Regions from separate parts of the Mus musculus genome. Here all the other regions are linked to region 2. Evidence: chromatin loops called from intact Hi-C (ENCODE). Cell type or tissue: gastrocnemius. All regions are shown on one strand.

Evidence for each region. Hi-C counts contacts between places; a loop is a spot of excess contacts. Peaks named below come from ENCODE experiments on the same cell type or tissue, not always from the same donor. Only the 100,000 strongest peaks of a DNase experiment are listed, where the experiment ranks them.
Region 1: a loop joins it to region 2, with 2.5 times the contacts of the local background. A loop is called at or near these places in 8 of 42 quality-filtered maps.
Region 3: a loop joins it to region 2, with 2.5 times the contacts of the local background. A loop is called at or near these places in 5 of 42 quality-filtered maps.

The regions. Positions count from the first base shown.
Region 1 is chr2:109,995,468-109,997,967 of GRCm38, forward strand. Lgr4 (leucine-rich repeat-containing G protein-coupled receptor 4) reads left to right here. Exons shown (of 18, transcript NM_172671.2): 5 at 1,087-1,302; 6 at 2,126-2,197. Among named protein-coding and RNA genes, the nearest start is that of Ccdc34, 21 kb to the right of the region's middle. In gastrocnemius, no CTCF peak of the experiment used is centred here; a DNase peak (open chromatin) is centred at 1,167; H3K27ac peaks cover 909 bases.
Region 2 is chr2:109,916,834-109,919,333 of GRCm38, forward strand. It overlaps Lgr4 (leucine-rich repeat-containing G protein-coupled receptor 4), which reads left to right and starts at 814. Exons shown (of 18, transcript NM_172671.2): 1 at 814-1,472. The coding sequence starts at 1,288. In gastrocnemius, CTCF peaks have their summits at 770 and 1,393; DNase peaks (open chromatin) are centred at 770, 1,367, 1,914 and 2,294; H3K4me3 peaks cover 2,500 bases; H3K27ac peaks cover 2,500 bases.
Region 3 is chr2:109,970,101-109,972,600 of GRCm38, forward strand. Lgr4 (leucine-rich repeat-containing G protein-coupled receptor 4) reads left to right here. Exons shown (of 18, transcript NM_172671.2): 2 at 592-663. Among named protein-coding and RNA genes, the nearest start is that of Ccdc34, 46 kb to the right of the region's middle. In gastrocnemius, a CTCF peak has its summit at 1,216; a DNase peak (open chromatin) is centred at 1,130; H3K27ac peaks cover 1,412 bases.

The DNA.
Region 1 (2,500 bases), 79 kb after region 2:
TAATCTGCCCCAAGAAAGAAAATTCAGTGGGCTGGGAGCCCAGCAGTTTCCTGGAGTTAAAGTTACAGTAATGGCTGAAGTTAGAGCAGGATTTCAAAACAAAACAAAACAAAACAAAACAAACCCCCAAAAACAGAAAGTACAGAAATCTCTCTAAAACCCAGAAGTCTTTGAACTTTAAAGTTGTCAGATACCAATTCTTAAAGAAAACAGAAAGTCATTCTAGGTTTTTATCAGTTTTTTCTCTTCCCTCATTTTCACAGAGAGGTCCAAGACTGTGAGACAGGAATGCATGTGATAACCATCAGCAAGAGATTATAAGCAACACTGGGATTTCCTGGCTTATACAGTTTCTCATCCTGCTAACACCAGGCTGTCTTTGTATTGAAAAGTGATTATACAATTATACTTGGTTGTGGCAACAGAAAGAAATAGTTAGGACTTAGTATCCAGGTTTCCAGACAGAGACTTAAACATAAATAATCCTGTTGATAAGGTACTGCCTAACTGCAGAATTTTCTGAAAAAGGTGAACCTTTAAAGCCACAGTAGCATTTATTGGAGGAGTGAATCTTCCCAGGAATGACCTGGATAAACGCTCTAGCCGACCTGGTAAGGCACCAGCAAATTACTGAAATGGCTTTGTTGCTCTTTAAAAAATTGTAAACATACTCTTGGTATCAACTCAGAGTGGCAGTTAAATTCGTTCTCTAATACACCTATACTGTAACACTGGATACTGTAGTACTTGTGTGCACACATAATCATTGCTAAGCCCATCGTCTGTATCTCTGGTTGGTGTATATTCTGAAACATAAATTTCCAACTTGAGTTTTGTGAGTTTTCTTTTAAGTGTGCCTTTCTGCAATGAAGTTAGCCAGGAAAGAGCTGTAATGTACTGGCCTTGGAAGAATTTTAGAGTTGTTGTTATTGTTCAGGACTTGTGTTACAGTTAAATAAAGATAGGCTTCTATGGCTCTGGCTAGTTTTATGGGTCCCTTCTGTTTGGAAACTCAGGAGCAGTGTTCTTTGGTGTGACTCCTTCCAATAAAACTCATTACTCGCTGTGGGTGTTTCTGTTTCCCAGACGCTTAGATGCCAACCATATTACCTCAGTCCCGGAGGACAGTTTTGAAGGGCTCGTTCAGTTGCGGCATCTGTGGCTGGATGACAACATCTTGACGGAAGTGCCTGTGCGTCCGCTCAGCAACCTGCCAACCCTGCAGGCGCTGACCTTGGCTCTCAACAACATCTCAAGCATCCCCGACTTCGCATTCACCAACCTTTCAAGCTTGGTAGTGCTGTACGTGCTTAACCTTTTTACTCCTGCATATTTGTGTTACTTTGAGGGCAAAATGGGTTTCATGTGACAAGTTACTACAAAAGTGTCCCCCATGATCCTGCTGTTGGACGATTAGTATTTGGGGGAGGTGCCTTTGATAAGATCAAACATACTGATTTCTTGAATAATATCTAGTAGTAGCTATTGAGTTTTTTAAAAACAAGTAGCCACATTTTTAAAATAATTGGGTCATTTATCAAATACTTTTTTTATAACTTGCTTTTGTATAACTTCTGTTTCTGTCCCAACAATAAGTATGTTTATTCAGTATTAAAAAGGAAACTGTTTTGAAGTGCTCAAAGAAATAAGATGTTTGTTATTCCTCCATGGATGTTTTTTATTTTCCCAACTCTTCTACTCAAAACATTTTTGATTTTCTATGCCTTTGACCTTTCAAAACTTCATGAGACATGGTGCAGTCTCGTTTCCTTTAGAATCTATTTCCATCCTAAGTGATGGAAACTCCATAAAGCTGCCTTCTCACCTCAGAGAACTCAACCAATGCTAGGCTTTATATGAAGGAAGGAACTAGCTACTCTAAAATTTTATTTCATATGAACCAAAATCAAGAAATCTTCAATGTGTCACCATTATCTGATTAGATTTCCCCTAATGTTGGTAGTCTGTGTTTAGCGAGTCTGTGTAATAGCCAGCTTTCTGTAGTTGTGTGGAAATACTTAGCTATATCATTGCTTTCAGCCACATCAGTTTAGATATATTAAGGAGCTATAACACTTGTATTTGGTAGGTGTGAATGTCATTTTTGTGCCTTTTCCCCCCATAGGCATCTTCATAACAATAAAATTAAAAGCCTCAGTCAACACTGTTTTGATGGACTAGATAACCTGGAAACCCTGTAAGTACATTTTTATATTTTGTATAATTATATTATGATTAGGACAGTGCAATCTTAAACATAGTGAAGATACAGAGAAGAAGTCATTGCTAAGTATAGCTCATTATTAATTCACTTTAACAAATCAGTTTTTACCATCTAATAACCCACTTGTGAAAAATAATTTCAATTATGATTCAAATTGATATTTAAGTGTGAACTTCAAGCCCTCCCTTTCCACAAATATGTATTAAAAGCTGCTCCATCTGCAAAGATTTATACCTTCTACAAGGTGTTGATAGTGTTAAATTTGTGACAGTTTGG
Region 2 (2,500 bases):
GAAGGGATGCTGATAGTTAACACACAAGTTGTTTCTGGTGTCTCAGGGGCAGTCAGCTGGCACTCAAATGTTCTCTTCCAGTGCTGGTTAACCGGCACCTCCTTGGCTGGACTCCTCAACATCCTTGTGTTTAGGGAGAAAGAAGTCTGATTGGTGTCATGGATGATTAACCGCTAATTTAGCTCCCAAGTGTGAATGAAAAAGGGTACTAAGATCTCAGAGGTGATGTGAGATACAGGAGGGGTCACGCTGTTTTAATTTAGTGCACGGTTGAACTCAAAAATTTGGATCAGATAGAAAGAAATGTTTCTCCCTCCTTTTCGACCCCCACCCCCACCCCCATTTCTTTCCTCTGTTTGCAAAGCTCTCAGTGCCCTTGCCCTTAAGAACAGCGAAGAGTCATTTGACACGTCTGAAAGCTGGAGGCGAGTTTTACTTTTCAGGTCATCCAATTTAGGAGATCCAATTTCTGCGGAGGGGAGAAAAAAACTGGGTGGGGGAGGGAAACAGCAGACTCCTGGTCTTCCGATCTGTCTACCTTCAATACACAACCTGACATGCAGATCCAGCCAAGTCAGGGCTTTTACTTGAACCTCCACTACCAGCCCCAGCAGCAGCAGCACAACCTTGTCACTCATTCCAGAGAAACACGCCCCATTCCTCTTGACCAATAATGGCTCCACTGCCTGCATAGTAATGAGCTCGAGACCTCCCCTGACCAATAGCGCTCCCGGAGCGGGGTTAGTTTTGCATGTACCTAAATGATTTGCATAACCCGGCGGCCAGGGGCTCCCGAGGCGAGCGTGCAACCCTAGAAGGGAAAAGGACGCGCGGAGCGGGAGCCGCCTCGGGGAGAGCGCGGACAACCAGGGTGTTTGTGAGAGCTGGGGCGGGGGTTGGGACGCCTGGCCGGCATGGCTGGAGGCTGCGCTCCGCAACCTTGAGGAGCTGTGCGGCTGGAGGAGGCCCGGGACAGGAGGCGGCGGCGATGGCAGCGCGCGGCCCGGGCAGCCGCTCTGGGCCGGGTCGGCTGGCCTGAGCCGCGGGGCTGCCGGTGCGCGTCCATGGAGCAGCGGGAAGGGAGAAACTGCGGAGCGCCGCGTCCTAACGCTCCGGCGGCAGACTGCTGAAGGAAGCGAGCGCACGCGGACCGCCGAGGGACGGCGCCCGGGCCCCGAGCCCCGCAGGCCGGCTGCCCCTGGTGCGGCGCGGTGCGGCGGAGGGCAGCGGAGGCGAGTCGAGCGAGAGGAGCCGCGGGAGAGGCGGGCGCGGGCGGCGGCCGCAGCAATGCCGGGCCCGCTGCGGCTGCTCTGCTTCTTCGCCCTGGGGCTGCTCGGCTCGGCCGGGCCCAGCGGCGCGGCGCCACCTCTCTGCGCTGCGCCCTGCAGCTGCGACGGCGACCGTCGGGTGGACTGCTCCGGGAAGGGGTTGACGGCGGTACCGGAGGGGCTCAGCGCCTTCACCCAAGCACTGTGAGTGCGGGCGACCGGGCTGCGGGTTGAGGGACCCGCGGGCGCTGCGGGGCGGAGCCAGGGCTCGACCCCAGCCCCCAACCCCAGCGCCCTGGGGGTGCACGAATCACCTGTGTGTGTGTGTGTGTGTGTGTGTGTGTTGGAGGGTCAGGGGGATTGGCCCCCTTTCCCGTATGCTGGCCTCTCCAGACTTAGCCACTTTGAATCTGAACCTCTAGGAGCTTTTTCTTTTTGCAGCTTTTTTTTGGGGGGGGGGGTGCAATTACTACCTCCTACCCCCCACCCCCCACCTCAAATCGCAAGTGCATTTAGGGCCAGGAGGGAGGATGCTGGAAACGCTTGCCCTTGGCAGCCTTTCACGTGACCTCTTCCCCCATGCGGCCCCCTGTTCGGCTGGCAAAACTTTGGCCACGGATGAGGGCGCCTAGAACTTGGCCTGCGTTTGCCGACCAGGCACGTTCCATGGGGAAGCACCTGAATACCCCCAGGGTTCCCGCAGGCGGAGTGAAGAAACACCTGTACCTAAGAAGGGGAATCGCTTTCCAGTTTGGCCCCGTCCTGCCTGTGCAGTGTGACACCTTAGCTCAGATCCACTCGGGACTCATTACCACGAGCAGAGCCCAGGGAGGAGGAGAAGGATTCGGCCTACCCTGGGCGGGGATCCTTAGTGAATAAGGCATTTAAAAGAAGGAATGCTGACCTGAGGTAGAGAATGTTGGGAGAGAAAGTTCTAGAGCATGTGATCAGTGCAGTCTGTAAGGTGGGCAACCGTTTTCCGCCTGTACCTTCAGCAGAGCCTTTCGTGTGAGCTGCCTGTGGTCAGGAAGAGTAGCATAGATGGTTCTGACCCTCCCCACCTCCTTCCCCAGAGACCCAGAGAGCCTTTAGCATCTCAGGGAAGAGGGGGAATCTGAAATAGGTGTTGGAGGTGATGTTGGCAAATGCCACCCGTAGAAAAAGAATGGGGTAATTGAGCGGAGGGCAGCTTGTATGGCCCTTTCAGCCTTCTCGTGTTGTGTGGCCTATTG
Region 3 (2,500 bases), 53 kb after region 2:
TTCCCTCCTTTCTAAGCTGACTACATACCTATCATGTATGCACTTGTCTCTCGCCTGCATCTGTTCACAGGCTCCAAATGAAACCCACTGACAGTTCTCACCTGGAGGACGTTTTGTAGTTCTTAAAGAAAGCCCGGTTGGCTGGAGCTAGGACTTGTTTTTATTGTCCTTGATTGTAATTCAGAGGCCATTTTCATCTGCAGAGCTATTTGACCTAGTCCCGGAGTGTGTGCTTGCTTATTTTGGTCATGCATAGGGCTTTGACTGCCCCCTGCTATCCAAGGACATTGGGAACCAACACTAGCTTACTTCTTCTGGTAGATTGAAATATGTTTTTCCTGCTGATACCTAAAAGGGGGAAATTCCAGGATTGCAGTGTGTTTCTAAATTGTGGGACATAATTCATAGTGAAAGAGTTAACTTTTCCTAAGCATTGATTCTAAAACCAGATTAGGGCTGTTCCCTTGTCCTCCGTATTCACTTATTTCTAACTTCTGTACAAAATATCAGCATGTAATTTGTTTTCTATTGGCTTAAACCATTTGATGACCACTACTTAGTTAATGATGTTCCTACCTTCTTGTTTTGCAGGGATATCAGTATGAACAATATCACTCAGTTACCAGAAGATGCATTTAAGAATTTTCCTTTTCTAGAGGAGCTGTAAGTACTACTTTGAGCAATGTGCACTAATGTGTTTTCTACTCCTTCATCCTGGAAGCTCTGTCTATGGAGAGAACCTAGTGATCCTTGTCTGAGACCTCCTGATAGCTTAGTCCAAGTGACTTTGTGCGGAGGAACCGTGCTTGGGGGTTGGGGAGAACAAACTTGTTTTTTTAAGCAGTATAATTACTAAAGTTATTTTTGAAAGCCAGAACTAAAAACTGCTACTTCCATAAGACATTTTCCCCCCTGCAATTATTATAACCATGATTGCTGCAGTGACACAAGTTAATTACAGTGCGATCTTCAGATAACGTGGCTCCTGCATAATTACCATTGTTGCCGAAGCAGTTGCTGTATGGGTAACAGAACAGGAGAAATAACACAAGGTGTTTCAGGGCCGGGAAGCAACAGACCTCTTGGACAGTAACTGGACAGCAGCAGGAAGCTGATAACCGATCCCCTTGGCGGTTCACATTGGACTTGGTGGGGGAGGGGTAAGAGTGTCTGACAGAAGCCTGCTATGCCCCCTACAGCAACTTTTTAAAGAATGTTTCTCTATTTGTCACTTGCATTATGAAAACAAAATTTTTGTGTTTTTCATCTTTCCTTTCTTTAGTTGTGCTTTCCATATGCTTTTAATGTCCATAATGAAAAGAGTGCACACCTTTAGGTTTAGGTTTGTTTTGTTTTGTTTTGTTTTGCTTTGTTTTTTTTTGTTTTTGTTTCTTTGGTTTTTGTTTTCTTTTTTTCTTTTTTTGAGACAGGGTTTCTCTGTATAGCCCTGGATGGCACCTTTAGTTTTTAAAAGAATTGAAAACTATGAATTTTATCTTTGGAATCCTGGTGAACAGTAAAATTAGATTTGAATCAGTTAATATAAGCCCCACTTCATGGATTGTGTATTCTGTGGTTGTAGAAAGGTTCTAGTTTGATACTAAGGGCATAAAAAAGACACAGGCCTGAAGGAATCTAAATTCATGTTATAGATCATGTCCTAGTCTCTGTCTGTTGAATATGAGAGCCAAGTCAGTGAAGCTGCCTCTTCTAGCTCAGCCCCTCTTTCCCAATGTACAGTAGGAGTCAAGTTAGGCCCAGATTGTATTTCTAGCTCATTGAAATAGCTATTTAAAGACTTAATAAAACGGAAGAGAATTTCTTTCTTCCCACACTACTTAGTTGAGCCTAATGCTTCTACAGCAAAAAAATTGGACAGAGATTATTTGTCACAAGTTTAAGAACTGCGTCGAATTACTTAGACTCTTGGAGCCTTTGGCTATAAGGTGTGGTTAATAATAATTCCTCATTTGTACTATTCTGGAGCATACAAAATAAATCTTAAATATTTAGTATGGTTTTTTGATTCAGAATGTTATATAAATACTAGCTGGTATTTTATTTTTAAAGTGCACAAGGCAAAATTATGTTTGGGTGAAAGGATTTTAGGGTATGATGTATTTTATTTATGCCTTTTATATAATGCATATTAATTGTTTTTCAGTAATGTTGCTTTAGATAGTTGCAGTTGAAATCTCTATTTTCACCACTATAATCAATCGTTAAGGTACTTTTCTGCTTCCATTTTTTCCCACATCTAGTTTTAGACTTCAGGATTAGTATTTCTTTACAGAAGTAATTATGTAATGAAAGGACATTAGCAAGTGGTTGGTTAGCCATTGTGTAGCTACTATGGGATGTATGATGTACCAGACAGGAAATGGAGACGCTTCCTGAACTCTGGAGGGGACCCCTGTGTGCAGACCACCTTTGTTGATCTACCTGCAATTACCAGTTACACTGTTAGGGATTTTGTGGTGGGAACCTGGCTAATCTCTGC